7 separate regions of the Homo sapiens genome follow, and all the other regions are linked to region 6. Evidence: chromatin loops called from intact Hi-C (ENCODE). Cell type or tissue: mammary epithelial cell. All regions are shown on one strand. Links, peaks and the distances in the headings refer to the core of each region. The heading gives the core; the rest is flanking DNA.

The links. A loop is a pair of places that touch in the nucleus more often than their neighbours do. Peaks named below come from ENCODE experiments on the same cell type or tissue, not always from the same donor. Only the 100,000 strongest peaks of a DNase experiment are listed, where the experiment ranks them.
Region 1: it touches region 6 in a loop (2.9-fold over the local background); 12 of 110 quality-filtered maps call a loop at or near these places.
Region 2: it touches region 6 in a loop (10-fold over the local background); 37 of 110 quality-filtered maps call a loop at or near these places.
Region 3: a loop joins it to region 6, with 4 times the contacts of the local background. A loop is called at or near these places in 5 of 110 quality-filtered maps.
Region 4: it touches region 6 in a loop (9-fold over the local background); 4 of 110 quality-filtered maps call a loop at or near these places.
Region 5: a loop joins it to region 6, with 5 times the contacts of the local background. A loop is called at or near these places in 7 of 110 quality-filtered maps.
Region 7: a loop joins it to region 6, with 11 times the contacts of the local background. A loop is called at or near these places in 46 of 110 quality-filtered maps.

Annotation. Positions count from the first base shown.
Region 1 is chr11:122,043,262-122,047,879 of GRCh38, forward strand. It overlaps a transcript of MIR100HG not described here. Among named protein-coding and RNA genes, the nearest start is that of MIR125B1, 54 kb to the right of the region's middle. In mammary epithelial cell, for the core only: no CTCF peak of the experiment used is centred there; a DNase peak (open chromatin) is centred at 2,180; H3K27ac peaks cover 845 bases.
Region 2 is chr11:122,018,608-122,023,225 of GRCh38, forward strand. No RefSeq gene overlaps it. Among named protein-coding and RNA genes, the nearest start is that of MIR125B1, 79 kb to the right of the region's middle. In mammary epithelial cell, for the core only: a CTCF peak has its summit at 2,505 (motif pointing right); no DNase peak of the experiment used is centred there.
Region 3 is chr11:121,827,612-121,832,229 of GRCh38, forward strand. No RefSeq gene overlaps it. Among named protein-coding and RNA genes, the nearest start is that of MIR125B1, 270 kb to the right of the region's middle. In mammary epithelial cell, for the core only: no CTCF peak of the experiment used is centred there; a DNase peak (open chromatin) is centred at 1,810; H3K27ac peaks cover 983 bases.
Region 4 is chr11:121,868,734-121,873,351 of GRCh38, forward strand. It overlaps LOC107984402 (a long non-coding RNA gene), which reads left to right and starts at 589. Exons shown (of 3, transcript XR_007062925.1): 1 at 589-734. In mammary epithelial cell, for the core only: a CTCF peak has its summit at 2,072 (motif pointing right); no DNase peak of the experiment used is centred there.
Region 5 is chr11:121,935,258-121,939,875 of GRCh38, forward strand. No RefSeq gene overlaps it. Among named protein-coding and RNA genes, the nearest start is that of MIR125B1, 160 kb to the right of the region's middle. In mammary epithelial cell, for the core only: no CTCF peak of the experiment used is centred there; a DNase peak (open chromatin) is centred at 2,004; H3K27ac peaks cover 1,645 bases.
Region 6 is chr11:122,099,340-122,103,957 of GRCh38, forward strand. The region is part of intron 4 of MIR100HG (mir-100-let-7a-2-mir-125b-1 cluster host gene); the gene reads right to left. It overlaps MIR125B1 (microRNA 125b-1), which reads right to left and starts at 505; the gene lies at 418-505. In mammary epithelial cell, for the core only: a CTCF peak has its summit at 2,502; DNase peaks (open chromatin) are centred at 1,132, 2,492, 2,812 and 4,262; H3K4me3 peaks cover 2,327 bases; H3K27ac peaks cover 3,485 bases.
Region 7 is chr11:122,503,712-122,508,329 of GRCh38, forward strand. No RefSeq gene overlaps it. Among named protein-coding and RNA genes, the nearest start is that of TRK-TTT2-1, 54 kb to the right of the region's middle. RefSeq lists a silencer at 2,121-2,180. In mammary epithelial cell, for the core only: a CTCF peak has its summit at 2,236 (motif pointing left); a DNase peak (open chromatin) is centred at 2,150.

The DNA of each region.
Region 1 (4,618 bases), core at 230-4,229, 56 kb before region 6:
CATGTTCATTTAAAAAATAATGTGACTCCACCATGAATTTTTCAAGATCTGAGCATGAAGAGGCCTGTACGTTCGTTTAATTAACACATTTAAAGGATGAAGTGACAAATAGAAGGATTTTCAGAGGAAAACAATCAAGAAAGTGGAGGTATTAGAAGCTATATTTTATGAGGAGAAGTAGAAAGATCCAGGAAGCTTTCACCTAGAGAGAATCATCAATCACGGAAATCTCCACAGATGGGTCCCCAAACTCACTAAGTTATGTGGGATAAAAGGATTTCACTTACTGTGCATATCTTTAAAAGGAAGCATGGCTGGAAGAAACAGAGATAAATATTGCTCCAATACAAGGAGAAACCTTCGAACACTCAGAGCCATCCGTATAATGGGTAAGCTGAGGAAGCAAAGGGTTTTGTATATACAGAAGTGTTCAAGCAGATGTTGGAGCACCATGAAGCAGGAATGCAGTAATTCAAGAATTAGAAGGGTTCTTAGGTTTCTAGAGATCCCAAGTTGTAATTCGAACTCATCTCAATCTACTGATTTTCCTTGGGTTCAGCCTATTATGAACTACAGTGCTTTCTCTCCTGCTATGGTTGAATGTTTGTGTCCCCTCCAAAATTCTTATGTTGGAACTTAAGCCCTAAGGTGATATTATTAAGAAGTGGGACCTTCAGGAGGTAATTAGGTCATGAGAGCTCTGTCTTCATGAATGGGATTAACAACTTTATGAAAAGGCTAGAGGAAATTAGCTAGGCTCTTTTTTCCTTTCTATCCCTTCTGCCTTGTGAAGAAACGGTGTTTGTCCTCTACAAAGGATGCAGCGTTCAAGGCAGCAGGACCTCACCAGACAGCAAACCTGTGGTGCCTGATCTTGGACTTCCTAGTCTGCAGAACTGTGAGAAACAAATTTCTGTTAATTACCTTCTCTCAGGCATTTTTTGACAGCATCTCAAGCAAACTAAGATGTCTCTTCAGCATCAGTCTGACTGCTGCCGCTCCTGATTTCGTCAAGCCTGAGTCAGACCTCAGTTCTGGACATCACAGTTATTTTAAAGTAACAGCCTTTTCCTAGATGATGATATTTGGTTGTTTTTGTTTTGATTTGTTTTTTTTCAGTCATAGCTAGTAATCTCACATCGACTTCTGACTGATGCTCTCATTTGAAGATTTGACTTTAGCATTCTTAATCTTGAACTCTATCATAGAGAGAAACAAAAAGAAAGACCTCAACCCTTCCTTGTACAGGGTCATTTCAGAACATTAAAAGATTTGAAACTCCGTCTCTACTAAAAATACAAAAATTAGCTGGGTGTGGTGGGGCTAGCCTATAATCCCAGCTACTCGGGAGGCTGAGGCACGAGAATGGCTTGAACCTGGGAAGCAGAGATTGCAGTGAGCTGAGATTGCGCCACTGCACTCCAGCCTGGGCGACAGAGTGAGACTCAGTTTCAAAAAAAAAATTAAAAAAAATCACACACACACCAAAAAAAAATCACAAAAAAAAAACTCCTTTTTTTTTTTTTTAAAAAAAAGATTGGCATCAAAAAGAGTTATAGAGATGAATGGTGGTGATGTTTGCACATTATGAATGTATTTAGAACAACTGAATTGTACATTTAAAAATGGTTAAGGTAATAAATTTTATGTTATGTGTATTTTACAATTCAAAAATTAGAAGAGGAAATAAAAGGTATAGTATGGGATTTTCGCATAGGCAATAATGCAGTTTATGATTTGAATTGGTCCATTCTTACTACTTTTCAAAGTGACCACTATTTTACTTGAGTGTTTTTCTTTCTAAAATCCTTGGGTCATTTTTACACATTTTAGTCTCATGCCATAAATCTGAAGCCAACCAAGACTGTATAGAGAATTGGGGAAACCTTCAAAGTTCTGGTGTCGCTCATTGATCTCTTGGGTAATTCAGTCCATTAACTAGTGGCTCATGTCATCTATAGACTATTACTCCCCTCAAGGCTCCTAGATTATTAACCAATACTGGAAAAAGGTTTTGGGGCCAGCTTACATGCCTCTCTGACTTGTCTGCTTTGGAATTTCCCTGTAAGTCCCTAGATTTTAGTACATGAGTTATCTCCCAAAAACAAACTTCCTTGTCAAGAAAAGGAAGCTTAAACAGGCGTCAAACGCATTCATGACACTCAGCAGTTTGATGAATGGAGAGTAAATGAATCATAGGCTTATGAATTACATGACTTTCTATGTACTCACATGTCTCAACAGGAAGGGGTGACAAGTTGGAAGCTTCATTCTTGATTCTTGAAAACCAAACTTATCTGAACATGCCATCTGAGCCCGTTTAAGGTTAACATGTCCTTGTTTCTAATGCTGACTGCTACCTTTTGTGGCCTTTAATTACTAAAATCTTTACAAATTTCTAGGAAATTCACATTGGGGCTGATGGGGGTGAAAAATAAATGACTTCTGAACGTCCTTTCAAGTCAAACAATCTATTATTCTTTTTTTTTTACTTAGGTAAGCCATACTGATTCCATAGAACAAGTCTGCTAGATCATAGCCTTACTACATGCAAGGGGAAAGCTCATTACCTGTTGGTAAAAGAAAAAGAAATCAAGCAAAGAGTTCTTTTTCTTTTTCTATTTTTTTTCTTTTCTTTTCTTTTTTTTTTTTTTTTTTTTGAGATGGAGTTTCACTCTTGTTGCCCTGACTGGAGTGCAATGGCGTGATCTTGGCTCACTGCAACCTCTATCTCCCGGGTTCAAGTGATTCTCCTGCCTCAACCTCCCGAGTAGCTGGGATTACAGATGGCCACCACCACGCCCCACTAATTTTTTGTATTTTTAGTAAAGACAGGGTTTCACTATGTTGGCCTGGTTGGTCTCGAACTCCCGACCTCAGACAATCCACCCACCTCGGCCTCCCAAAATGCTGGGATTACAGGTGTGAACCACCACACCTGGCCAAAGAGTTATTTTTCTTTGGAGACCTGGACAATACTGATTCTCTTAGCATGCATTTATTGAAGAACTAATGTGCGCCAAGCACTCAAGCTACAGCCTTTCCTCTAAAGGAGCTCCCAGTGTGGTGGGAAAGGGCCACAAGGGAGCAGGTAATGTTAACACACTATGAGAAACTAAGACAGGAATATGCACAGTGTACTCTGGGAACACAGGGGAGGGGACTCTAACCCCAAGGAGGGGTGGAAGAAGGCTGGGAAGCACTCCTAGTGGCATTGATGCTCAGGTCAAAGATGGAAGGATAAGTAAGACAGGAAGAGAAGAAGGGTGGAGATGCTGGGAGTTTGGAGAGAGTTTAGTGTGAATGTCACTTGGGGTTTCAGTTTCCAGTTGGGAATTCGGTGGGCAAGCCAAGGCTGGCAAACCAGGCCGGGGCTGGCTCATGAAAGGCCTTGGATGCCAGGTTAAGAACAGCAGATTAGGTACTGGCTTTAGTTCACATTTGGTTTCTGCTGTTATTGCTGTATCTGAGCTTGAATGCTGTTAGCATCTGGTTTAGCCACATGTCCTCAAAGAGCGTGTTTTCCTTTCACCTGCGTGTTTCTCTTAAAAATAATTTATCCTACAGGAAATAGGAGGAGGAGAGGGAGTAGGTGGGGATTTACTACTTAGTCTTAAGCCCTGGTAGAAACATTTTGACTTTTTATTCCACAGTTCTCGTTCAACGTTGGTTCAGCCCTCTGCATTCCTGGGCCTCGGTTTCTCATCTGGCAATTGAGATCACTGTGCTCTGTCTCAGACGTGCTGTGCGTCATTTGGAGAAAAGTTGTTATTTGACTACAAATGCTCTCAAGTTCCTAATCAGATTGTATGAATAATTCACAGACAACATCATCCAGGGATAAATTATATTTGGAACTTTTATGTTGACCATTTCTCAAGCCAGACTGCTGTGATTCATAACAACCTTTGGTGACGTTTTCTAAGAGGTAAAGAAAAGTAAACACAAAGAGTTCTTTTTAAAGATGAGGAAAGAATTAAGGAATAAAACAGTATCGGGGAACTGGAGAGACAGACCAAAAATACAGTGGGGGATTTTATATGTTTAAGAGTCATTAATACAAACAAAAAAAAGTCCAAATTATAGATACAGAGCAAGACTTTTTTAACACCTCCCACCCCAGTCCCTGGTTACCATCATTTCTATTCTCTGCATCTATGATTTCAACTCTTCTAGGTTCCATATATAAATGAGCACATGTGGTGTTTGTCTTTCTGTGGCTGGATTATTTCACTTAGCATTATGCTCTCCAGGTTCATTCACATTGTTACAAATGACCGAATTTCCTTATTTTTAAAGGTTGAATAGTATTCCGTTGTGTATATGTACCGCATTTTCTTTATCCATTCATCCATTAATGGATACTTAAGTTGATGCCATAGCCTGGCTACAGTGAATAATGCTGCAATAAACATGTGAGTGTAGCTATCTCTTTGACTTACTGATTTCACTTCCTTTGGATATATATCCAAAAGCAAAAATGCTGGATCATAGGGTAGTTTTATGTTTAATTTTCTGAGGAATCTCCATATTGTTTTCCACAATGGCTGTACTAATTTGCATTCCCACCAAGAGGAAGGCTTTTATTTGGGATCTGATACCATTAAGTTTTATTTTG
Region 2 (4,618 bases), core at 340-4,339, 81 kb before region 6:
CTCCCTATATATATCCCAATATATATATCCCTATATTAAGTATATATACTTATATTAGTATATATATACTTATATTAAGTATATATACTTATATTAGTATATATATACTTATATTAAGTATATATACTTATATTAGTATATATATACTTATATTAAGTATATATATATACTTAATATATATACTATATATAATATATAATATTTAGTTTAAGTATATATATACTTATATTAAGTATATATATACACTTATATTAGGTATAGATATACTTATATTAACTATATATATACTTAATAAACTATTATATACTTAATAAACTAAATAAAGATATATATATATCTGGATATACATATCTCATATATATAGATCTCCTATATATATATAATATATAGATCTCCTATATAATATATAGATCTCCTATATATATATAATATATATCTCTCCTATATATATATAATATATATCTCTCCTATTAATTCTGTCCCTTTAAGAGAACCCTGCCTAATACAATCTTCTACCTTGGCTGCCTCTCTTCCAAATCCACAGTGCTTGCTGGAATGAAGGCACCACAGAGGCAGCCTCCTTCGTTGAGTCCCTGCTCATTGCTGGACAGCAAGCTCTGCCCAGACCCCTCCGTAAAGGAGGGTTTAATCTTCTTTGCCCCATATATTTCATGCTTGTTTCCCCTATCTTCCTCTCACATTATCTCAATAGTAAAATGGTCAGTGCTCCACACACAAACTGATCTGATAACATTTAGTTGAAATGATTAAATTTAGCAAAATATTGGAGTAAAATTATTTAGTTCTGTGATACTATGTGGTTGGATCAAAATGATTTTCATTTCTTTGCTTAGTTCTGTTTTTCTACAGTATCAGGTTACTTAACTCTATCTTGTCAAATATCAGATTTGGGAATGTCAGGATAATAAAAGCAAGTTTTATTATTTCAAGATGGATATTTGGCATTGTGTAGTCATAGCTTATCTGAGATAATATTTTAAGGATTAATATTGGAGCAGAACTAGAAGAAAGACATAGTTATTTAGCATACATGTGACATTTATGTCAAACAAGCATGGATTGAAATAAACCAATTTAATTTCCAAAAGCCCATTGCATTTAGCAGAAAATTTTGCATAATGCATGTAAACCTGTGCCATTGCCCCATAAGTCAAACTCTTCAAATTACTACTGGAGATTTCAATTCAACCCAAGCAAATGCATAGTATATATGTGCTTATATATATGTAAAAATCTGAAGCCTCTGAGACAAAAGTCTTAAGACAATGTAGCAGGTGTCAATTTTTTACCAAGATAATGATGAGAACCCTAAATCAGAATGTTACATACTTAAAACCAATTTGTTTCAGTGGCATATACTCAAGTGTCAAGTATCAAATGCTTATTCAAAGAGAGACCTCATATGTCAGGTTTGTGCAAGACTGTTTCTGTTTATTTTCTTCCTTTAAGTATGCTCTTGTATCCCAAAGTATTTTCTTAAGGCTGAAATTTAGCCATCTGTGGTACAGGAACACAGGACTGGGAAGAACTTGACCCAGTTCCTTCAGGGATTACTTCTTGAACTCCTGAAAACTGTATTTAAAGTGGCTTACAAATGGCTGAGAATTCTTGCTTGATATTTTAAAACCTATGATGGGAATCAGTTTTGGCTTTGAAACCAGGACTTAAGAGTATTAACACTAGGTCCTTCTTCTTAATCACAAGGCAAAAACTGCATGTAAATTTGGTACAACAATGATCGGCCACTTGGAATAAAACTCAAGATGCTGGAAAACATTGATTAGCCTTGAATACCATGTTAAAGGTAGAGTCTTGTTAAGTATACCTACCAATACAGAGCCCTGTAATAGTACCAAACTGTTAAAAGGTAGAGGTGACCATAGAGCCCTCCTCCGTATGGGGAGCTCTGTTACTCTTGGGGTATGGCGTATTATAGTGACTACTGGGTTTCCTTATCAGGAAACTTTGGGTGAAATTTGGCTCTGCCTATATTTGAATCTCAAGCAAGTTACCTTGAGGAGTCAACAACTCTGAGGCTTAATGAACTAAGACAGTGATTCTCAAACTTTTCTGTCTCAGGATTCCTTTATACTCACAAAGTTAGTGAGGACCCCAAAGAACCTTTGTTTATGTACATTGTATCTGTTGATATTTTCCACATTAGACATTAAAACTGAACATTTAAAAATATGTATTCATTTAAAAATAACAATAAACCCACCGTAGACTAACATAAAATATATTTTTATGGAAAAATAACTATATTTTGCAAAAATATTAGAGAGGAGCATTGTTTCACATTTCTGCAAATTTCTTTAGTGTTTAACAGAAGGCAGCTAGAGTTAAGACTGCATTCAATCTGTACTGATATCGTACTTCATGTAGCCTCAGGTAAACACTTCATACTTGAGAGAATGGAAGTGAAAAAGGCACTCATTTTAGTATCACTATGAAAATTGTTTTCACCTCATGGACTGCCTAAAAAAGGGACCACCAGGGGTCCCCACTCCACACTTTGAGAACTACTTTCCTTAGAAATGATACCGAATAATAACAATAATAATAAGCATAGCTAATGTTACTTAAATGCTTGCCCTGTGCTTCTCCCTATTTTAAATGTTTTTTATTATTATCTCACTTAATTCTTCTAGCAACTGAATAAGGTAGATATTATATAGCATTGTCTTTATTCTCCAGATGAGAAAACTGAAGCAGAAGGAAGTTCTGACTTCCCAAGGTCACACAGATCATAAATGATAGAGCGAGGATAGGAGCCCAGGTACAGTGTTGTCATAAAGATCAACAGTATTAGACAACAGTGTGGTGGTGGCAGAGGTGACGGTGGTGATCATACAGTGGCACTGTATGCTATCTAATGTTTAGGAAACACAGGCTATGTAAAATGCTGGGTGCCTTCCATGCATCATCTCATTTTCTCCTCACAACAGATCTAGGATGTACTTTTATTATCATCATCATTTGACAGATAAGGAAACTGAGTCTTTCCTAAGATCATATTTAGTATGTAGGAAAACTATATAAACTCTCTAACTATAAAGTTTTGTTACTACTATAATTAAACATAAAATTATGCTAAGGGCCGTGTGCAGTGACTCACGCCTGTAATCCCAGCATTTTGGGAGGCCAAGGCAGGATGATCACTTGAGGTCAGGAGTTCGAGACCAGCCTGGCCAACATGGTGAAACCCCGTCTCTATTAAAAGTACAAAGATTAGTCGGGTCTGGTGGCAGGTGCCTGTAATCCCAGCTACTTGGGAGGCTGAGGCACAAGAATCACTTGAACCTGGGAGGTGGAGGTTGCAGTAAGCCCAAATCAGGCCACTGCGCTCCAGCCTGGGCAATAGAGCAAGACTCAAACAAACAAACAAACAAACAAAATGATGCTAAGATTAGATGCTGTAATCTGATACCTCATTTAACTGGCATCATAAGATCCAGTTATCTCTGCAGATGTGAATTTCCCAGAGTAGTTCATTTTTACTACTTTGTGGCCCAACTGTTTAAGGTATAACCATAATGATGGAAGAAATCATTATGAGCATCAATTTGGATGCTACGCCTTCCTGTGGAGATGCACTGGAGGCTGTTGAGATGGGAAAGCGTCGATTTCCCGGTCAAATAATTCAAGGATACTCTGCATGCTGTGGCAGTGTTTTCTTTCAGGGTTTGTGTACCTTTCCTGTTTTTACTATCCCCTCCTTATAAATTCAGTAGTATTTTTTTTTTTTTTTTCAGATTTAGCCCTTTTGCCTGATTTTAGCCAACTCTCTTTTTGCTTGCTTGTAAATTATTCCTTCCATTTTGTCCTCTTGGGGAACTAGGCAACCACGTTTGCCTGTACGTATTGCGAGTAAAATAAAGGCAAAACCTATCTGAGTCTATGGACTCTGAATATTTGTTTAGATTGCTCCAAATTCTTCTGCTTACTTCCACTTGATTGGCCTTACTCACACAAATGCAGTTGCTACCTAAGCACTTTCATATAAGTGAGATTTTACCAAGCGATCACAACTTCTGAAAGATGGCGAGTTTTAATGCCATTTACTAGGAGAGTAATTTGCATATGGGCTTTCTTTTCCTGTATTTTTACATTTCAGAGCTCTGCTATTAACTACACTTAAAAAAAATCCTTCAGAGGAAACCAAATATGCCTTGTTCCAATTCCAATAAGGTTGCTTTCAATATTTTGAACTTGTAGTCACGGTTGAGATGACTTAATTTAAAACACATTTGGAAGCGCAACTGAGCCTAACCTATGTAGGTAGCTTCATTATTTTCTTGGAGGGGTTCACTTTCTGTTGTTTTGTTTTTGTCTAAACTCATGGCCCAGCGTTATTTATGTTCTTCTATATCTGAGATGTATCTCTAGTAAAAATAAAATAAAAGGAAAGCCGCTATTGTCAGATTGGAACGAAGTGGTAAAAACAAAAACAGAAAACAAAAATAAAGAACAGGAGGAGCCAAAGTCTGAGAAGAAAGAAACATAAATCATTGTTGTACTAGATTAAAATCAATTCAACAAACAATTATATGCACTGAGGACTGGTCCAAGGGATAAACTTGCAAAGTCTTCTAAT
Region 3 (4,618 bases), core at 229-4,228, 270 kb before region 6:
GAAACCCCGTCTCTACTAGATAATAATAATAAGAAAAAATTTAGCCAAGCATAGTGGTGCATGCTTATAATCCTAGCTACTCGGGAGGCTGAGGCAGGAGAATCGTTTGAATCTGGGAGGTGGAGGTTGCAGTGAGTCGAGATCATGCCATTGTACTCCAGCCTGGGCAAGAAGAGTGAAACTCCATCTCAAAAAAAAAAAAAAAAAGTCATCACACTGCCAAAGATAACCAAGCCTATAAGAAAACAAATTGACATGCATAAGAACCAATAAAAGCAAACAAAAAACAAAAAGAAAAAGTCTTGCAGTTATTTCAGATATTGGAATATCAGAGAAAGCCTATAAAATAGACATGTTAAATATGCTCAGAGAAATAGAAGACAAGTTTGAAAATGACTTCAAGTAATAGGATACTATAAAAATGATATCACAAATTTGATGAAAGAGCCAAATAGAGAACCCCTGGAAATAAAAATGCCATAACTAGTGTTATAGCTCTTTTAGAATTTGTCCCCAACCAGATAAATAAAAAGATATCTATACCTAGACGCATCATAGGAAAACTGTACAACACCAGAGACAAAGAGAAAAATCTTAAAAGCAGCCACAGCAAAAAGATATATTATCTTTAAAAGAATAAAAGTTAGTCTGAAGTTGACTTCTCAGTAGCAACAACAGAAGCCAGAAGATAGTGGATTATTCTCAGTTTGATGTAGTAACTGCCAACCAAGAATTCCACACTCAGGGAAAGCATATTTCAAGATAAAAGTAAATAATTCAAGATAAAAGTAAATAAAGTTATTTTTAAATAAACAAAAGCTGAGTTTGTCATCAGCACATTTTCTTCAAAGGAAATTCTAACACGTGTTCTTCATGCAGAAGGAAAATTGCAGATAGATGTTCTAAGGTACAAGAAAAAATTCAGGGGCCAGGCGCGGTGGCTCATGCCTATAATCACAGCACTGGAGAGGTCGAGGCAGGCGGATCACAAGGTCAAGAGATTGAGACCATCCTGACCAACATGGTGAAACCCCATCTCTACCAAAAATACAAAAATTAGCTGGGTGTGGTGGCACGCACCTGTAGTCCCAGCTACTCAGGAGGCTGAGGCAGGAGAATGGCTTGAACCTGGGAGGCGGAGGTTGCAGTAAGCCATCACACCACTGCACTCTAGCCTGGCAACACAGCGAGACTTCGTCTCAAAAAAAAAAAAAAAGGAAAAACATCAGGAAAGTAGTAAATATGTGGTAAATGTAACTTAAATTGGAATAATACTAACTTCTGGAGATTTTTCAAAAATCACAGAATTAAAAAACAGGACAACATTAGCATATTCATTGCAAAGTGTCTGGAGCAGCCTCTTATGGACCTGAGGTGATTATCTTGAGAAGAAAATTGTGATGGACACAAGGAAGCAAAAGGGTGATCTCTTGAATGAAGAGCTGGCTGATTGAAAGCAAAAGGCTGAAGTGTCCTTAAGAAGAACAACAAAGCCAGCTTCTCTGCATCAGGGCAAAGAACGTGGAGGAATAAGATGCTTGGGCCAGTGGGACCAGAAATATGAAAACAGGAGAGGATGGGATGAGGACACTCAGAACATTAATATTTCCCCACAAATTACTCATCTCCTGTGGAGGGACTCCATGACGTTAGGGTTACTTCCTGTCTTGTTTTTTTTTTGACTGCCTGTGATCCACACTGAGCTGAGCTGCGCTGTGGAAAAGGCACAGCAGACAGACTGATGCAAGAGGGCTAAAAGAAGATGACATGTCAGCAGCATAAACATCAGTTTCAGAATCTGACTGGCTGCTAGTGTGAAAATGTCAGAAGTGAGCTCTGCCCCAAGATGTTGAGGAGGTGTGATGTTAATGCTGATGACACAGATGGAGTCAGCATGAAGCTTTGGCAGCAGCATCTCCAATACAGCTCCAGCCTTCTGTGGGCTTCTGACTGCTTGAGTCATTGTTACAGAGATGGCTGAACATTTCACCCCTCATCTTGTGGTTTTTGGTTATGGATCCAACTGTTCAAGGAGCTGGTGTGAACTGATTCCTAAAGCTAGAATTAGACCAACTCTGCTGTGGGTGTGATGGGTCGTGGTGGGGAAAGCACTCAAATCTAACTTAGAATTCTCTGATTACTTCACCATCTCCTTCAGTAAGTACACTGTCAACTCCTTCAGGGAAGAATGGTATTCTTTATCTTCATATCACCTGGCACATGTAAGTGTCCAATAATAGGTTTTTTTTTTTCTTAAGTGACTAAACCCCTATTAGGTTGCAATAGTCGAAATTCAGATTTGATTTTGTACAGTATCACTGGCATCTCTATTTTCTCTTTCTCCTATTCAACACCTTTTGGGGAGGACATTTGGTATTATCAAAATTTGGGGGGAAAGTTTGATGTCTTTTTCTTTCCAAGTAGTCACTGGCCAGAGTCATAAAATTGTTTTGTACTAGGATTGTGTTAGTCTTTTTTACATCATCAAGGTAAGGAGTGGGTCTGCTCATCAGTTTTAACCTAAGAACAAGGCCAGGCAGTCCAACTTTGTCAACATTAATGGGTATTCAATCATTATAGTCAAAGAATTTTCCATCGGAGGAATTTGAAAACTATGATTTATCAGCCAAAAATCTACCTACTGGTATTGGAGAGAATGAAAATAATGACTGGGCTGATGTCATTTTGTATTCTTTTCCTCCATTCTTAAGGGTTGGAAGCAAGTCTGAAAAATATTTTCATGGGCAGAACGAGTTAATAATTGATTATTAAAAGGGTCTCCTCTCTCCTCTCTCCCCTCTCCTCCCATGACCAACTCTGGAAATGAGTTTATTTTCTTCTTAATCTCAAATGATTTGGTCACCAGTAATAGTACTATGCTATTGTTTCTCAGGCATACCAAGGACTAGTACCCTTAGTTAGGGTAGTCAGCAATTTAACAACGTCCTTGGTTTTGAAGAAAGTCTCCAGCCTTGGATAGATAAAGCAGATGGATTTTATTATGACATTTTCACCTTTAATTGTATGTTGGTTACAAAGTGAATTTGGGTAGAGATAATAAAGATCTAGGAGAGAAGATATTGCAGTAGAAAGTGAAATCCCAGAAGCAAAGGTGCCAAGAAGAAGAGAAAGTGCCAGGCCTTGGAGCTTTCAATGAGAAAATGCTCCATGTTACTAAGTCAGGTAAATACCAAGGAACTGTCCTCTACACATTTTGTGATGGTTAAGAAAATGCCTTTGGGAGGCCGAGGCGGGCGGATCATGAGGTCAGGAGATCAGACCATCCTGGCTAACACAGTGAAACCCCGTCTCCACTAAAAATAGAAAAAATTAGGCGGGGCATGGTGGCTCACGCCTGTAATCACAGCACTTTGGGAGGCCAAGGCGGGTGGATCACGAGGTCAGGAGATCGAGACCACGGTGAAACCCCGTCTCTACTAAAAATACAAAAAAAAAAATAGGGGCATGGTGGCGGGTGCCTGTAGTCCCAGCTACTCGGGAGGCTGAGGCAGGAGAATGGCGTAAACCCGGGAGACGGAGCTTGCAGTGAGCCGAGATCGCGCCACTGCACTCCAGCCTGGGCAACAGAGCAAGACTTCGTCTTAAAAAAAAAAAAAAAAAAAATCAGCAGAGCATCTGTAGTCCCAGCTACTCCGGAAGCTGAGGCAGAAGAATGGTGTGAACCCAGGAGGCGGAGCTTGCAGTGAGCTGAGATCTCGCCACTGCAGTCAGCCTGGGCAATAAAACGAGACTCCGTCTAAGCCAAAAAAAAAAAAAAAAAAAGAAAAGAAAAAAGAAATTGCAACTTTTCATCCATGAAACCAACTCTTAGTCAAATAGTCAATTTCATGGGTTTACATCTAAACCCATGAAATGGGTTTTAGATGTAAAACACAATAACTTTATTTTAAAGCAGAGGATTCGCAGGACAGAGATTTTGAATGGCTTGCCCACTATTTAGTGCCCAAATTATGATCAGAACCTAGTTTTCCAGTCTATTACTTAATTCACAGTACCTGCTGATTTTCTACTTCACAAAGACAGTGTGGAACACTTTATAGATTAAAACAAAAATATTGAAAAGCAGTGTGTTAATTATCCTTTCAAAAGGCTGGAAGACGTATAATAGATAGGTAGTAGAGTGGTTAAACTTGAGCTTTGATAGGCTGGGTTCATGCTACTTCCTAGCTATATAACCTCAGGTAAGTTCTAAAATCTCTTTAAGCTTTTTTTTCTTTTCTGTGAAATGGTGATAATGAGTGTATCTATCTCAGGGTTATGAGATTTAAGTGAGACAATGCATGGAAAATGCCAAGCACAGAGCCTGGCATGTATCATCTCATTCAACATGCTGGCCATTATTTTGCGTGCATGCACAATATGATGACTTAGGACACCTTGGTTGCTCTATGCAATTGTTGAACTGCGTGCAGAACAGTCTTTTCTCCTTTTAATTTTCTGGCCTGTAATTGCTCCACACTGGCTTCAGCACTTGTTGGGTGTCCTTTCTTAACAAATTAGTGATGATTGGACAACCAATAGAAAAGGTGAGTGATGGCTTAAGATATTTAATTATAAAATAAAGACTTGGTACCTTAGAATTGAAGTGATCCTTGGA
Region 4 (4,618 bases), core at 162-4,161, 230 kb before region 6:
GCCTCAGCCTCCCAAGTAGCTGGGACTACAGGCGCCCACCACCATGCCGGGCTAATTTTTTATCTTTTTATTTTATTTTTTATTTTTAGTAGAGACGGGGTTTCACTGTGTTAGCCAGGATGGTCTCGATCTCTTGGCCTCGTGATCCGCCCGCCTCGGCCTCCCAAAGTGCTGGGATTACAGGCGTGAGCCAGCGCGCCCAGCCAAGGTTTTTAAACAAGTCCCTAAAGGGTGTTTCATATATTCTGAGATCACTCCCGGTAAAGACCCCCTGCTGAAAGAGAGTGGAAGGAGCATCCCACCACCTGGGGCAGTTGAAGCCCCTGAGTTGTGCTGTTTTAGGGAAGGTGATTGATGGTAAAGTAGAGAACACTGATAAATTACAAAGCATTCATCTAATCAAAATCAACCCATGGTGTTAAGTCTTGATGTAAAATAATACATTAAGAATTAGTGGAAAAGCTCTGAAATTGTTGACTCGATTTTCAAAATAGTTATTTTTCGGTAGGTAACAGATGCACAGCTTATAAAATTTAAAAGATTTTTTAATACTTTTGTTGGAAATACCGATTTTGTCTTTTTTTTCAGGTTATTTGGATGAAATGCTTATTTCTTTTTTAACATAAGCATTGACTGGAAATATTGGTTATTCTGTCTGATATTACATGAAGGTCAGATGCCCTCCATGCAACCATGAGGTCGGATGGCAGTTTGATGCTGAACCAGCAAACAAGGTAAGGGTGAAATTGTCATCTGCATTGTACAGAATGCGAAGCCAAGGCCTCGAAACAGGAGATAATTTAGACAAGGTCACCTAGAGGGATGCTGGAGGAACCGAGTTTGGAAAGCCAGCTAGCCTGACTGCCCATTCATCACGGACATTATCTTTCTTCTTGTCTTCCTGCTCAGCTTAGTTTATTTAAAAGGGAAGCACACTGCAGTTCTAGGGTCAGGCCAGGCCCGCCTGGTGGCTCAGCACCTGCCTGCAAAGGTAAGAAAGCCTCTCCAGCCGAGGCTTGTGAATGGTGTCAGGGAAGAGTCAGGTTCTCTTTGGAGAAGAGCCCGTTGGGATCTTTGTTCCCAAACAGGTCCCATTTCCTCATGTTTATTGAATTCTCTCAATCACATACTTGATCACTGGGTCCCAGGAAGGGGGGCTGGCTAAACTGAGAAAATGCAAAGTTGAACTTTATTTACTCTTGATAAGAGGACCAAAAGGAAGTTAACTTTTTACCCATTTTATTCTCAAAGCTATTGAAAGAATTATGAAATCTACTCGAGAGCAAACGTGGAGGTTATTCACAAAGGCGTTCATAATGAACTAATTTGCGGATCTTTTGCCCCTCTTTCACTTTCTGCAGAAATGAGAAGGATGACTTTTTTTCCTCTGTTTGTGGCTCTGCAGGCCGTCAGGGGACCCCACTCCTTTCTCCCTGCAGGCTTCCTCTGCCACTTGCTACTCCTTTGTACTCGTTCCACCTGGCAGTCTGAGGAACACAAACTAAAATGCAGGTATTGGTATCCCAATAAGAGGCTGTGAAGACAGTTCAAAAAGGGAAGTTTTGAGGCTGGGATTCTGGAGAAAGGCATTCATCTCCCGGTAGGCCCAAGTTCACTTCCTTCTCCACTACAGAACTGCCTCGATGCGTTTGAGAACATTCTGTCCTTATTGTGAATGCTGACTTGCTCCAATCAACACATTTCTTTAACTCCTTTAAAACCAGCTTGTTAGAGCTGTCTACAATGCCGTGAGGTTCCAACTTCCTCTGATTAATTAGGAGGCTCAGAAATGTGTGAGTATATTTTAGAAACTGTACTGTGGGTGCTTGTAGCAAGTTCACTTATTTAATATTTCATGGTGAGCTATTTTCTACTCTCCAGATAGATTGTGGGAAGGGGCCCTTTGCCAGCCATAAACATGTGTTTTAATCTCTAGTCCTTTTTGGCATGTGTTGCTGACCTACTTGCCTCAACTCCCTACCCTGTTTCCCTCCCCTTCAGCCAAATAAGAAGTGAATAAAGCAACAACATGGGAGAACCATTGTTCTTCAGACATGTACCAAAAGGGGGCACCGCTAAAATTATCTAGGCAACTTGGATCCCAGGCTCCCTTTGGAGAGGAAAGCTTTTGGGATATGTGCCATGATGATTTATTACAGGTGGCAAAAATACTTGTTATATAACACACCGCTGACATTTCTGCATCCCTGTTTTGCAGTAATGCTAAAGGCCAGCACATTCCAATCAACCTAGCCTGGGCTTGGGTGTTTCTTCATCTCCTCAGCTACCCATGTTCTGTTTACTCTCTAGGTGGCCAATCTAATCTACTTTATTTTGCATCTCATAATTTTATTGTCAGATGCAACCTTGTTCTGAAGTCTGGGACTGTCCTATGAATCTTTTCCAGTTTCCCCACGATAGTTCATTGATTCATTTACCCAATAAATATGTATTTGTAATTTCCATGTGAGGTGTTCTGTGTTCGAGAATGAATAAGACAGGCTGGGTGTGGTGGCTCACATCTGTAATCCCAGCACTTTGGGAGGCCGAGGTGGGTGGATCTCCTGAGGTCAGGAGTTCGAGACTAGCCTGGCCAACATGGTGAAACCCCGTCTCTACTAAAAATACAAAAATTAGCTGGGTGTGGTCACGCATGCCTGTAATCCCAGCTACTCAGGAGGCTGAGGCAGGAGAATCACTTGAACCTGGGAGGTGGAGGTTGCCGTCAGCTGAGTTCGCACCATCACACTCCAGCCTGGGGGACAAGAGTGAGACTTTTTCTCAAAAAAAAAAAAAAAAAAAAAAAAAAAAGAATGAATAAGACAGATACATCCCCTTCTTGCCTTTGGAGTGTCTTGTCTAACCTGGGAAATGATCTTTGAACAAAAAATTGTGAATGTGACTAGTGTCATGCTGATATTTAGGGAGCTTTAGGAACAAATTAGAAGAGACCTAACCTAGACTGCATATGAATCAAGAAAGGCATCCCTAACAAAGTGCCATTTAACATGAGACCTGAAGGGAAAGAATGAGCAAGGAAATGATTTCAGGTACTGAGGAATAACATATGTGAAAGTTCTGGAGTAGAAAGGTGTATGGCGTGTTTCAAGAAATAGAAGACCAGTGTGGCTAGAGCATAATCAAAGGTCATATGAATTTGGCATTTTATGTACCTGGCAATGTTCAAAGCAGTTTAATTTAGTTAACCTTCATAACAAGTCTATGATGAGAAAACTGAGAACTCAGAGAAGTTAAGTAACTTGCCCAAGGTCACAGAGCTAGGAAATTCCACATCTGGGCTGTGAGCCAAGACAATCTAGTTCCAACCCTGTCCTCTGAATGCAGCACTGAACTGCAGAGAGAGCAAAAGGACAGCAGATGAGGACCACATCACACAAATCAGAAAAAGAAGAGGAGGCCGGGCGCAGTGGCTCACGCCTGTAATCCCAGCACTTTGGGAGGCCGAGGCAGGCGGATCACGAGGTCAGGAGATCGAGACCATCCTGGCTAACACGGTGAAACCCTGTCTCTACTAAAAATACAAAAAATTAGCTGGGCTTGGTGGTGGGCGCCTGTAGTCCCAGCTACTCGGGAGGCTGAGGCAGGAGAATGGCATGAACCTGGGAGGCGGAGCTTGCAGTGAGCTGAGATAGCACCACTGCAGTCCGGCCTGGGGGAAAGAGCGAGACTCTATCATCTCAAAAAAAAAAAAAAAAAAAGAAAAAGAAGAGGAAAATCATTTAAGTAAAACATCTTGGACAGCACTGAAAGGGAAATACAGCATCCAAGTCTTTTAAATACTGACTTCCTTTTCTTTCTTCAAATGGAAAATTAGAGGAACCCACTGAGAGACTCGCTGTAGGCTAGGCACTGTGAGAAAAACAAGAAGCAGTCAAATTCATCCTCAACAGGTTAGTAAGGTCTACATAACTTCAAAGGACACAAGAGGTTAGTGTGTGATAGACAGCCGAAGGATTCATGGAGCAGGCTGCACTTGAAGTGGCCCTTATAGGGATAATTAAGATACAGCCTGGTGGAAGCAATGGAATGGTTTTAAGTCCATTGTCTATCCCTTTTGCATTCTTTCTTTTTTTCAGCATATACTTGTTATGTACCTCCTACATGCCTGGTCCTCTGCTAGGAGTTGAGGGTAAAGCAGTGAATTGGACAAATAAAATAGAAACCAGTATCCACAAGGGCACAGTGATGGGTAAGTCTGTGATTGTGGGTGATATTGAAGAAGACAGTCTGGTTGGCGCCAAGGGCTGTGTTGAGAATAAATAGGGCTAAGCTTTAGAGGTGGGTGATGAGGGTAGAGGAGATAAAGCAATTGACTGCTCAGATTTCTAACTGTCAGAATCAAGAATGGGAATTTCCGGCCTGATACAGTGGGTCATACCTGTAATCCCAGCACTTTGGGAGGCTGAGATGGGAGGATCGCTTGAATCTAGGGGTTTGAGATCAGCTTGAGCAAATACAGTAAGATTCCATCTTTAAAAAATAAATAATGGGGATTTTTTTTGTCTTATAGATAATGGAAAATGATTGCTAGTTTTTGAGTTGGGAAAAAAGTAATTAAAAGAGTTTCTGGAATGATTTGCCTGGCATCTGTGTGCAG
Region 5 (4,618 bases), core at 443-4,442, 160 kb before region 6:
TCCATGAAAAAGAGGAGAGACACAGAGACAAAGACAGGGAGAAGATGGCTGTGTGGTGACATAGGCAGAGATTAGAGTGAGGCATTTTGTTAGTCCATTCTCATATTGCTCTAAAGAAATACTTAAGACTCAGTAATTTATAAAGAAAAGAGGTTTAATTGGCTCACAGTTCTGCAGGCTGTATGTGAAGCCTGATGCTGTCATGTGCTCAGGTTCTGGGGAGGCCTCAGGAAACTTACAACCATGGCAGAAGGCAAAAAGGGAGAGAGGTGTTTAACATGGTGGGAGTAGGAAGAGAGGTGGGAGGAGAAGCTACATGGATTTTTTTTTGTTTTTTTTTTTTTTGTTTTTTGGAACTAGATCTCATGAGACTCATGATACCAGGGGCAGCACCAAGGGGCTGGGGCTACACCATTCATGAGGGACCACCCCCATGATCCAATCACCTCCCTCCAGGCCCCACCTCCAACAGTGGGGATTATAATTCAACATAAGATTTGGGCAGGGACACAGATCCAAACAATATAAGGCATCTGCAAGCCAAGGATTGCCAGCCATCACAGAAGCTAGGAAGAGGCAAGAAAGGATTACCCCTATGGGTCTCAGGGAGAGCAGGGTCCTGGTGGCACCTTGATCTCAGACTTCTGGGCCTCCACAACTGTTAGATGAGAAATCTCTGTTGTTTAAAGCCATCCAATTGGTAGTACTTTGTTACGGCAGCACTGGGAAACTGATGTACCCACTTTTCAGGTTCCACGTCTATTTCCTTCTCTTGTGCTCAGTCAAGATAATAAAGAAAATAAAATTGTCGTGTGAAAAGATAAATCCTAGATTTCAGAAAACATGGCTTACTAGACTGACTCACTTCCAGGATGTTCTAAAGAGTTTCTTTTTCTTTTTTTTTTTTTTCTGAACCTTAAATTTGGGGACTACATATGCAGACTGGTCTCCTTTGAGTAGGAGATTTTCATCTGATTTATGACAGTCAACCTCCACGTTAGATTTACTCTGAGCCTAAGTCACAGCCTAATGAGTTTTGAACAAATGGGCTGCCTTCCAGTGAACTGCAAGGTAAGGGATGACAATGAGGTCCTCCCTGGTGGCCATGACTGGTCTTCATGCCATCAGCAGTGAATTTGAATTATGTTAAATTGTGAATGTTACTGGAGAGGCACAATATTTTACATTATTAGTATCATTGGTGACTAATCCAGGATTTATTTATCAGGTTAGCCAACCATTAGCAGGAGCCAGACATAAGTCGGCCACAAATAGATTCACCCAGTATTTATTGAGTGTCTGCCATATAATCACACACTGGTCCAAAGTCTTGCATGATCTCACTGACTCTGCCCTACAATTCTAACACATAGTTATCTCCATTTAGAAATGACAAAAGTGAGACTAGGAAAGGTTAGGTAACCTGCCAAGAGTCACACCACTAGTAAGAGGGTAAATGGCTCCAAAGCTTTGGAGTCAGCTTATTTTTTGACACTAAAATCATAGATGAGAAGGACAGAGGGAACAGTTCCCAGCAAGGTGCCGCTCTGGGAGGGTGTGGGAAAATGAAGGATCACTGAAAGTACTGGGTCCTGGGAAGTGGTATTCAAACACAGTTGAGCATGAAGGAAGACTTCCAGAGTAGACCATGCATAGTTGTGGTCAGCAGGTCTGAACGTGGGGTCAGAAGATTCACTATTCAGCTCTTGGGCTAGAAACTGAACCTCTCTGAGCCTCATCATCCTAAACTGCAAAACAGGCATAACTATACCTTCCTCCCTGAGCTGTTCTGCGGCTTGCCCACAATAGTGGATGTACTAGCATCTAACATCTAGCAGATATTAGATAATCCATACATTCTAGCTTTCTGTGTTTTTCCCCGGTGTATTTTGGGCTGGCCCTGAGCTAAAGTCATATCCCTCTGAGTTAACCCCACCACTGTGAAGAGTATGCAATGTGTCATCACAAACTTAATTTTTAAAAACAGACATTTAATTTTTTTAAATGATGAATAAAACATTTTCACAATAATTGCAGTGATTCATCCATTTAGTCATCGGATATGAAGATTCTACCTATACCAATCATGGCTGAATCAGACCCAAAGAATTAGAAGACACTGCCTGCTCTTAAGAAACACTCAGTTTTTTGTCTTTTCATTGAAGTCCTATAAGGATTTATATTTTTCAGTAGTCTTTCCTGATATATATATATATATATATATATGTGTGTGTGTGTGTGTGTGTGTGTATATATACACCAGTGCGTATATAATCATAGGAAATATACATTGTGTGTCTTAATGTGTATCATTATTGTGTAAACACTTATATATATGTTATATATTATCAACATAAATAATATATCAACAATACATAAAAAGAGATAATATAAATATATAAATATATAATAAATATATATCTTGCAAACACTTATATATGCATGTATACCTATGCATACATAATCATAGGAAATATACATTTTGTGTCTTAATTTTTGATCAGTATTTTGTAAACAGTTTTTCTTCACCTCTGTGGTGGAAAATCATGTTTCAGCCCCAGGGCCTTTGCAATATCATTTCCCTCATGGTTTGGTTTGTAACTTTAGTGAAGTCTCTAATCAAATGTCAGCTCATCAGAGAGGCTGTCCTGACCACCTTATCTGAAATAGCCCCTGTTCTCACACCACTCCTTGTCTTTCTCTTTTGTTACTATGCAAATGGACTCTGATCATTACCTAATAGCATGTCATAGGCTTATTTACTTGTGTGTCATCAATTTTCTCCATATCCATTCTCCCCAACACCCCTCTCTGGCCAGGAGAATGTAGGCAGTGTGAAGATCAAGATGTTGTTTTGTTCTCTGACACATCCCTAAGACCTAGGACAGTGCCTGGCATATTGTAGGTGCTCGACAAATGTTCATTTCTGATGGAATGGTTCCATGTTGAACATTTCAATTAACTGTATGATAAATCATGTAGCTTTCCTATGCTTCCAGAGCCACATATGCTAATGAAGCTCATCCAACTTTACTCACTTTACATTCCTCACAGTCTTCAGACAACATCTGGACAAATTCTACATATTTTGGACAGGATTTCTCAGTCGTCCCTCCCCTCCCCTGCCCCTCCAAGCATGCCTCCTTTATATGCAGGGGTATTCACTCTAAGGCATCTTCTTGAGGATAGACATTATTTCTCTTCATTGAAACCCCCAGTTCCCAGGTACATCCACAGAGAACCTAGTCTGTTTCGCCGACGCTTGTGTTTGCAGTGCTTCCCCGTTCTTCACTAATGACTATAAATGTGCCAAAGAAGGAAATGAGAAAAGTTCAATGTGCAATGAATCCAGATTGAGCTGGTCTACACTGGTATCCTTCCCTGACACGCACCTGAGACCTCCTCACCTTGACATCATTATCTCTCATTAGAAGCGACTCAGAAGCACCAGGTAAGCAGTTGCAGGATGCTGACTGGATTTGTGGGGCTATGTTGATCACAAGCCACATCCCTCTCTTTCTGTCTGCCCCCCTCTCTCTCTCTGACTGGCTGTGTAGCAGAACCTTTCAGCAGAAAGGTTTAGAGGTTAGCAAGAAAGTAATTAGGGCCAGAATTGCACATCAGCAACACTCCTCTAGCCATTTTCAAATGGCTGGCACTGTGGATTTTTAAATTTGAAACTTGGTGCTAAATTCGATCAGGTTTCTTCACTTCTTTGTTTTAGGCTTCGTTTTTGTTGGTTTCTCTTTGTTTATTACATGATTCAAGGTTTTCCCATACTACTATGCTGCCATGATACTACTGGAGGCAATCACTATTACTAGTTTTATCTGCCTCCTTCCAGGAATACTCTATGTATAAACAAGCATATATGTACACTATTTCTTTTTTGCTCTACAAATGGTAGCATACACTTTATTCTTCCTATCAGTTTTTGCTCTACAGTTTATCCTGAATATCATTCTTCAGTGTATACAGAGAGGTGACCCACTTTAAGACCACTACCTCATATTCAATTCAGTGGATGTGTTATATATTATTTTACCAAGCCCCTACGAAGGAGTATTTGTTTCAACTTTTTGCAATTATAAACGGCATAATAAATCATTTCACACATGTGCAAATATGTCACCAGGAAAGATTCCTAGGGATGGAATTTCTAGGTCGAAGGATGCCAGCTCTTTACATTTTGATAGATCATTAGAGATTCCTCGCTGTAGACAATTGCACAACATACACTGCCATACAGTTTGACAACAACACACGAGAGTGGCTGCCTCCTTACACCCTGGCCAACATTTACATCTTTGACAATCTAATCCACAAATCTATCACTTTGTGTTTTTTTCTGGTATTTCTCTTATATATGTAAATGCTATTTATATTTCTGAAAATTGTCAGTTCATGACTTTAGTCTGTAGTTGTTCTGAGTTATTGTTCAGATGACTTATAACAAAGAACTCTGTATGTATAAAAAACATTAACCCTTTGGAACATGGGAATACCTTCCCCAGTTTTTATTAATCCTTACATTTTATTTATATTTTACTTATTATGCAAAAAAAAGGAGTTTCAATTAATCACTTCTCCTTTCTGAGATTATTTTAATTTCTTAGCT
Region 6 (4,618 bases), core at 441-4,440:
TTCACATGCCCATTTTAATTGGGCACAATTTTAAGATTAACTGTGGAGTTTGAAAGTTGGAGACATGGGGCATGCTGGGACTTCAGCTGAGATGTTCTGAGGTCAAGCACCAGGTACTGAGCTGTTCTTGTTACGCTCGTATACTACTGCGTGTTGCTCTCAAGGAATAGACCAGGCAGATGAGTTCCACAAGCCTCAGGCATCAATAACATGCATACATACACATAGCAGCCAACACGCTATTAAAGCAAAATATATACCTACTTTAACAGAAATCCAGGAGCTGCCACTCTCTGGTCACCTGATCCCATCTAACAATGAAAACCTCAGAGGTATACTCAATCACCTCAGACAAACTTTCTTTTCTTTTGTTTTTGCTTTAAAGAATAAAATTCCACCAAATTTCCAGGATGCAAAAGCACGACTCGCAGCTCCCAAGAGCCTAACCCGTGGATTTAAACGGTAAACATCACAAGTTAGGGTCTCAGGGACTGAGAGGAGCGCAACAATGTTTTCTTTCTTGAGACAAAGCAAAGCAAAACAAGAATGACAGGCAATTTCTGTTCGAGGTTCATAACTAAGATGCAACAAACAGGTGGTATGGTATTTCTTCTCTAAGCTCCTTTCCTTCACAAAATTGAGATTCCGTTTAAGCCTAATACATATATACACACATACGCAGTATCTGGGGGCGCATATACAATCACGCACATACACATACGATCACGAGTACATCAGAGAAAACTCTTTCAAGATTTGGGCAAAATAGTTCACTAAAACGGAAAATAATATGCACAGACTCAGAAATGCCCAAGTTTTTAAAACCATAGTCTACAATAAGGATTTAGTGTCTTTTCAAAGCTTTAATTTACGACTAGCACAAATGACTGAAGAGAAAATAGGAGGCATCTCTTTCCCCCAGGGCAAGTATGCCGCATGCAAAAATCATAGAAATCGGGTTTTCAAAGGAGAAGACCAAGAAGTAGGATTCGGAGGCTATAGAAGTGTAAAGACGAATAGCGTTCTGAACTCACCCATTCGAAGCGGAGCGGGGCCCGCACAGCCTCCTGTGGCACCATCCCGAGCAAGGGGGGAAAATGAGAGCTCTCAGTGCGCTAGGCTGGGCGAGGTGTTTCAATAGAGGACGGAGAACGGGGGCGGGGAGGGGAGGCGGGGGCAGGAAGCGATACACCAAATCTCGAGACTGTAACTCTGTAGCTTATGCTTTGACGAGAGAAAAAAGGGCAGTTGGGTGGGAGTGGAGGGAGGGGCTGGAACTGATCAAATTTGGAAAATATTCACTTAAAAATTAAAAAAAGGCGGGGGGGGGGGGGGAGTATGAAACCTCCCCAGAGCTGCTTTTTGAAAAATTTCTTCCTTCTTTCTTTAGCGTGCACTTTGCCAGTCCTGCAAACGGAGGCTTCGTCTGCATCAGCTGCTTGGCTGAAGTCAAGGCCAAATCACCAAGAGCGAGCACCAGGCTGTCATTTGGTAGACACGAAGTGGGAAGGGCTGGGTGCGGGCTGGGGAGAGACATTCCCCCCGCACCTCCCGCTGCGGATTCTTTGAAGCCTTTGGCCAATATTTCAGAGGAATCCGAAGCATAATTCCCCTCCATCTTCGCAGACAGCCCCTGGTTCTGTACCTGATAGATTGTCGCTTTCCTCATCAGACTGGAAGTGGGGCTTTCCTGTGCCGCCACCAAAAATGAAAGGAAAAGGAGGGGAGGCAGATGGGAAGATGACCCTTTTACAAATGTTTCTTCTCCTTTTTCTTTCTGTTTTTCATTTCATTTCTTTCTTCTTCTTGTTCTTCTTTTATTCCAGGCCTGAGCAAGGTAGATGGCTGGCTAGTCAAAGAGAATGACAAAGCAGCCACAGCCAGGAGGACACTGGAGAGGCCTCAACGCACTTAGTAAAAATGCTAAATATTTTTTTAGATATTTCCATATGCAACTAAAAACAGTTAGAGCTCTAGACTCTCCCCCTCCCCTCCTTTAAAAATGGAATCATACTAGCAACACAGCTAAATTATGTCTCTTCTCCCTCTGTACAGTGTCTGTTTAGCAGCCCCCCCACCCCCACCTTCAAGACAACTTTTTTCTCACCTCTGTGGGTTCTTCTCAGGCACAATCCTCCGTTGAGCTCAGAGGCTCTCCTTTTTCTCTCCCTTCCCTTTTCCTTTTCCTCTCAGAAAAGCTAGTCTGTCATCATCACACCTAGCTTCTCTCTCGCTCGCTCAACCTCTCTCCTTTTCTCTTTTACCATTAAAATATAATAATAATAATGGCCCTTTCGACATAGCAGCATGAAGTGGCTGCCTTTGAGAAGCACATTTAATCTTTACTGGCTCCCCTAGGCTTCAGTGAAGAAGGAGAAGGCAAGGAAAAAAAAAGGAGAGAGAGAAAAAAAGATTGTAAGGGAGGCTGCTGACGGACAGCAGGCATCAGGCACAAATCAGCGACAAGTTGAATTTTCCTAGACCACACTGCCCCCTTTCTTCTCGGCTTGCTCCCTGGGCTCCTGGAAAGCCTGAGTGTCTGGTTACAGGAGGCAACGGGTCTCTTTTTGCCAACCATGGTGCAGATTCCTCGCATGCCTGCTTAAATCTCTGGCAGAATAAGAAATCAATATCCCCCTCTAATCACCTTTAGCTCTTCGATGGCTTCCCCCCTTTTCTGAGAATCCACTTGGCTCTCCTCGCCGCTCCCCCGCCCTGCCGGGCTCCTACATACAAAGCTTGCAGCCCTGTCATTTCTCACTTCCTTCCATATCTTGGAGACAAGCCTCTCTTCTAATATCCTCTCGCGCTTGCTCCCTCTCCTGTTGTAGTGTGTCTCATCCCTGACTTGCAGTGCTGGATGCACTAAGGCATCTCCCTGACTACTAATGAGGCCAAAAATACATCAGCAGGTCAGGGGGAAGGCCAGACACTGCATTATACAAATACAAAAAATTTCTCAGCCCGCAAGACCTAGAGATCAGGTATCACATTTTCGAAAAGGAAAAACAGGGAGGGAAAGAAGTGAGGAAGGGAGACCACAGTGCAGTTCTCTGCCTAACTGTTTCACATCCTAGGGGAATTTCAAGCACACATGCATGTATGAGTGCAGGTGATGGATTTTGTGAATCTTGGTGGCCTTTCTTTATGGACGGAAAGTCAACAATGCCCAAATATTTCTTTGCAATCAGCATTTAGCGGGATAAAAGAGCAATGATTCGGATCTACATTTAAGATATGTAGACTCTCTGTTCAGGCATGTGATGACTACAGAGCTAAAATTCCCTTTCCTTCCAGTGGCTGGGGTTTGCTCGTTGACTGTATTTGCCATATGTATTAATTTACCATCTATGTGCCCTTGGATTTTGAAATGAACTCATCAGTCACTGAAGCTCATCCTGACCCTTTGCTTTCACTGCAGGCATTTTCCTTATTCCTGAAGCATGTTTTTCCTCTTCAAATGTCTGACAGACACATATACACTTCATCGATCAGCCTCAAGTTCCCCAATAATGACAAGTAATATTTCAGATGACAAAAAAAAAGAGGCACAAGAAAAAAGGAAGACATCCTAAGTTGATTGGGGGAGCATCTCCTCTCATTTCTGTTGGCACTCATTTTTAAAGCTCTGCTCTGCTGTGATCCTTTAAGGCATGGATCTGCCGAAAATTAGGGTCTCTACCTATCTATGTACACAGTGGGTATGTTACCGTTCTAACCCAATTTTCCTGCCTAGAATCATGCAGACAACCGGCAGCGTGGTATTAAATATAATGTCAGATTCTGTAAATAGCAAGGAAAGGGAGAAAGGTATCTGAGGATGCAGGTTTCCTCCAAGTCAATATTTTTAAAAGATAGTTTCTTTGTGCTCAACTCAGACATAATTGTGCTTTGTCTCTGACTGTGAGACCTGCAGAAGCATACCTAGATGCCAAGGAAAAGGAGAAAATGCACAAATAAGAAGAAGATACAGACAGAGGAAGAAGGGAGAGGAGAGAAGTAGAGAGGAAAGGCGAGGAGCGCATAACAGCTAAAGGCAAAATGAGAGTGTTGGATTTTTGTAATACTTTTTTTTTCTTTTTGTCGTTATTGGGAAGGAGAAAGAGGTGGTTGCCAGGAGTTGGTGACTAGGTTAGAATCTTTTTCAGATTTGGCTAACGGGGTGTTTTCACTAGACTGATGGAGAAAAAAGAAACACGCTAGAATAATCATGAAGGGTGGAGCTGTTAAAAAAAAAAGTCTTTGACTCACTGGGTGCCTCCCTGTACACCAAAATGAATCATTCCTAACCAGAATCATCAATTGTCTTAGTGTACTTCTATATGAAGGCCAGATTATGGGAATCATGTCATTGCACCCATCTTCAAAACGAAGGGTAAATAGAGGACGAGATTTCCCGAGACTCTTTTAAACCTCTCTATATTTGCAACAATAGTTCAGCATGATTTTCACATAATAAGCTAATTTGCTCTTGCTTGTATTCACTCTGCTTACAAAGATATACAAATATATAGCTTATGAAAGTTTTGCTATGAACACATCATTTTCTCTATACAACTCAGCGATGTCTTTGGAGGATACTTATTTCAAGCAGTTAACACCTGACCCCAATTTCTGT
Region 7 (4,618 bases), core at 364-4,363, 400 kb after region 6:
GAGCTTTATCTTTATGAGACCTGGACCTACAAGGATATGTAATGTATAATACAACATAATAGACTAAGAAATTCCCTTTATATTTAACTATGGATATAGTTAAGTATGAAACTTCCTTAATATTTAAATTTTTAATACTGGTTCTAAAATCAGCACTCTTGTACCTGGTCAGCTCAAAATACTATTATTTATTTATTTTTGTTTGTTTTAATAAAATAATGAAGAATATCAATGAAAAATGTCCAAATACATGGAAATAAATTGAGTAAAAAGAATAAATCCAGTAATTAGTCTGGGAGTACAAAGCAGGGTTGATTTCATTACATAATCATTTCCAAAGGGAACTAGCTGTCTTCCTTTTGAATCTTGATTAAAGGTGTGCATAGGAAGGATATTCTACTCCATGTTCCTTGGGGATTTCTTTCCATGATCTGGTTTCCCTTGAGTAGTTGGTATGATTAACTGGGCTGGTTTCTTTTATAATTGTCCTGAAGCGCTTTGCATTTTGCAAAACTGCTTCGCAATTGTTTTTTTCTCAGGATGTACTTAAAAATGAATCCATTAGGTGTAGCGGGCAAGCACAGCTCAGGGAGGTGTTGTTAGCAAAGCCAGAATAAAATCACAGAAAGTCTTCCCATTTTTTTAGGGTGCTCAAAGTGCTTTTCTCAAAATATTTGCATTTCCAAAACTCAAATATGTCCAGAAGAACGGTGAACTTAGCTTTTCCTCTTTGGATTTAGGATAGAGTTGTCAGATAAAATACAGGATGTCCAGTTAAATTTGAATTTCAGATAAACAATGAGTATTTTTTTAGTATAATTAGGCCCCATGTAATACTAGAAATTCTAATAGTTCTGCATTTTATTTGCTAAATCTGGGAATCTTAACTTAGGAAGATAATGTTACTCACCCCAGAGCTGTATGAACTTTGGGCAAGGAACTTAATGGATTGAAATCTCCTCATCTCTAAAAATAAAATGTTGTACTACAAAAATTGCAAGTGCATTTTATTTCTAATTCAGCTATGATACAACATCTTTTCATCATGCAAGATTTATCTAGAGGTATAATTACGGGTCATGCAAAGAGTGCCCCATTTGGAGTAAGAAGGATCTGAGTTTGATCCCACCATTAATTAACTATGTGATCTTAGGCAATCAAATTCTTGAAATCTCGGATTCTTTATCTACAAAAATGGGGATAAGGTACTCATTATAAGGGTCAAATTAGTTGATGTGTATAGAAGTGTTTTGGACCTATGTGAAGTCATAAGCAGATTATGACTTACTAGGAAGAAGTTACTCTCAAGCAATGTAAAATGAGTTATTAGCTAAGTTGCATGGTCAGAGATCCGTTCTCCTGTATGACTCAAACCAAGTTTTCAAGCTCAGGTAAGTTCTTAAAAAGGTACCCACAAGTAGTCATTTTACTATCTTTGCTCTTTGTATTTTAGGAGACTTACGGTTCAAGCGTCAGCTCTACACCTCGGTTTCTTCAAATAGCAAATGAGCAAAAATAATACCCACTGCACACATGTATCATGAGAGCTGAGTGTGAAAACATAGAAAACACCTGGCACACAGAGTTTCTCACTAGAAATATCAGTTCCTGCTCTTCTCTATGGTTCTCTTGGATGCCTCAGTTGAAGCCTGCTCTGGGTACAGACCACTGGTGAGTGGGTGTGTTTAAGGCGCGGGCCTCTGTTTCCATTCCCCTTTTCTATGTAGCAGTTCTGTTGTCAGAGCCCAGCAGGACTAGGAAGGCCTCTTCCAATCTCCAGATCTCCCTCTATGAGGGAGCCTGAGATGCCTAACATGTTTTGTATCTTCTGATCTCTAGGGACTCAGAAGACAATAATAACCTTCCCTACCTCAACCAGATTCAAACCAGAAAGTGGCAAGAGAAAAGTCGCCTTGACCCAAAGGGGCATCCAGCCTCTCCCATTTCAGACGCAGGATAATGCAATCCAGACCACATGAAATTTCCCGTATTTGAAGACTGCCTCAGCCCTCTTTGCACCAGGCTTTCCAGCCTCTCTCCCTCTTGCCTCAGACTAAGCTCTCCCTCAACCACATTGTGTGACCAGGCCAATCCTTGGAGACAGAGAGATGTCTGCACTAGGGAACTTCCAAGCTGCCCAGGGGATGATGAATTCACCCCTGGCAGAAGCCAACTTGGAAACGGCATCACGGTGCTTTGTGAACATATCTATGGTGCAACAGTGACCTCCAGTGGCTGAGCCAGGAGGCAACCACTGCCCACACTGTCTCAGGCAACCCTGTCCTCCCGGAGGCTAGCGTACAGGATGATAAGCTCTTCTTGGAACCACTTCCCAGAACACCTATGCACAATATCTTAAAAAAAAAAAAAAAAAAAAAAAAAAAAAAAAAAAAGAGAGAGAGAGCAAAAACATAAGCCCAGAGTTACTCACCAATTGAATCCGACCATGTCACTCCACCACTTAGAAAACGTATGTGGTTAGTAGTCCCTCTATTGATCACAGAATAAAGTCTAAAGTTCTTAGTACCACAGACAGAGTTCTTTAGGATCTGGGTATGACTACCTGTCATTTCCTACAATGTCCTCTTTCATTAATACACACCAGACTTTCCCCTAGTCTCTAAATGGCCTGCTCTATTTTAAGTTGAGCAGTAGAGGGTCCTCTATTTAAATGACCTTCTTCACTTTTCTACTGGTACAATTTTCTTTTCTTTTTTCTTTTCTTTTCTTTCGTGTGTGTGTGTGTGTGTGTGTGTGTGTGTGTGTGTGTCTGTGTGTGTTTGTCAGGGTCTTGCTCTGTCACCAAGGCTGGAGTGTAGTGGCACAATCAAAACTCACTGCAGCCTTGACCTCCTGGGCTCAAGTGATCCTCCCACCTCAGCCTCCTCAATAGCTGGGACGATAGGTGTGCACCACAATACCTGCCTAACTTTTTAAAATCCTTTTTCTTTGGAAGGGTTTCATGTCAAAAATTGCCATCTTAGTGACACTTTCAGTATTATCTCTCCTTACCACTGTAGAATTAATTTTGTTTTCAAAACATACAGCAAGTGGAGTTAAAAACAATCCATTTATTTATTCAAAAAACAATAATAAGACATCTATTATAATGCCAGTCATTGTCCTGGATAGTCAGGATAACAGATAAAAGAGGCATGCTTTCTGACCTCAGAATGCATATAGACTAGTGGAGAATACATAGAGAAATCATTGCCATAAAGTATAGCAAGGAGCTATGTGCAAATTACACAACTGGCTTAAGAATGGAGGTCATCCCTTCAGCCTGTGCAAAAGGCAATTAGAGATCCTGCCCCAACAGTGAGAGGCATTGTCTGGGTCTTGAAGGAGTAGGAGTTAGCCAGGCACTGTAATCCCAGCCACTAGGGAGGTTGAGGCAAGAGGATTGCTTGAGGCCAGTTCTAGATCAGTCTGAACAACATAGCAAGACCCCCATCTCTACAAAAAAATTAAAAATTAGCCCAGTGTGGGGACGAGCACCTGTAGTCCCAGCTACTTGGGAGGCTGAGGCAGGAGGATTGCTTGAGCTCAGGAGTTTGAGGCTGCAGTAAGCTATGATCAAGCCACTGCGCTCCAGCCTGGGTGACTGAGCAAGGCACCATCTCAAGGGGGAAGAAATAAAGGAGCCAGGAAGATAGGATAATTTTAAAAGGGAAAGAAGAAATGAAGCATATTTGAGGCATCAAGTAACTTACACAGAAGCACGAATGTGTTGGAACAAGGGAGTAATCCATCATGGTTGGCACATGCTGCACAGCAGAGAGATATAGAGCTAGAATGCAGACTGGGATCAGAAGGCAGGATCAAGAGTGTAAAATGTTGGTTATGGGAATGAGGAGTCATTAAAGGCTCTTGAATGAAAGCACTATTTAGAAGGAATACGCTGGCACAACTAGCAATAGCACATAAGGAAAGCAAAAAGAAATCAAAATTAGGTTTCTTCCTGTTCTTGGTACTCAGAGTCACTGGGGTGTCAGTCCAATCTAATCTGAGAGGCTAAAGTAAGGTCAGTGAGTGGGTAAACAGACAGGTCAGGCACAGGACATAAACGGAGAAGACCTAAAACACAAGAAGAGCAGTCACTTGGTGTGTAGTTGTGAATAGAAACAAATGCCAAGGCCAGGCACAGTGGCTCACACCTGTAATCCCAGCACTTTGGGAGGCGATGGGGGGTGGATCATTTGAGGCCAGGAGTTTGAGACCAGCCTGGCCAGCATGGTGAAACCCCATCTCTACTAAACATACAAAAATTAGCTGGCTGCGGTGGCTCATGCCTGTAGTCCCAGCTATTCGGGAGGCTGAGGCAGGAGAATCACTTGAACCCAGGAGGCAGAGGTCGCAGTGAGCCAAGATCATACCACTGCACTCCAGCCTGGGTATAGAGTGAGACTCTGTTTCAAAAAAAAAAAAAAAAAAAAGCCAAAGTTTCAGAAAGTAAGAGGTCCAGGTCCAGGTGAAAATGTGGAGAAGTCCCACCTTAGTCTAGTGAACAGCACCTTGCTGGATCATGGTCACTTTGAAAGGGCTGGATCCTGACTGTCAAGGGAGAGGGTCCGATGAAGCTGCTCTAAAAAGTCTATTGTGACCCTGGAGGGCCTTC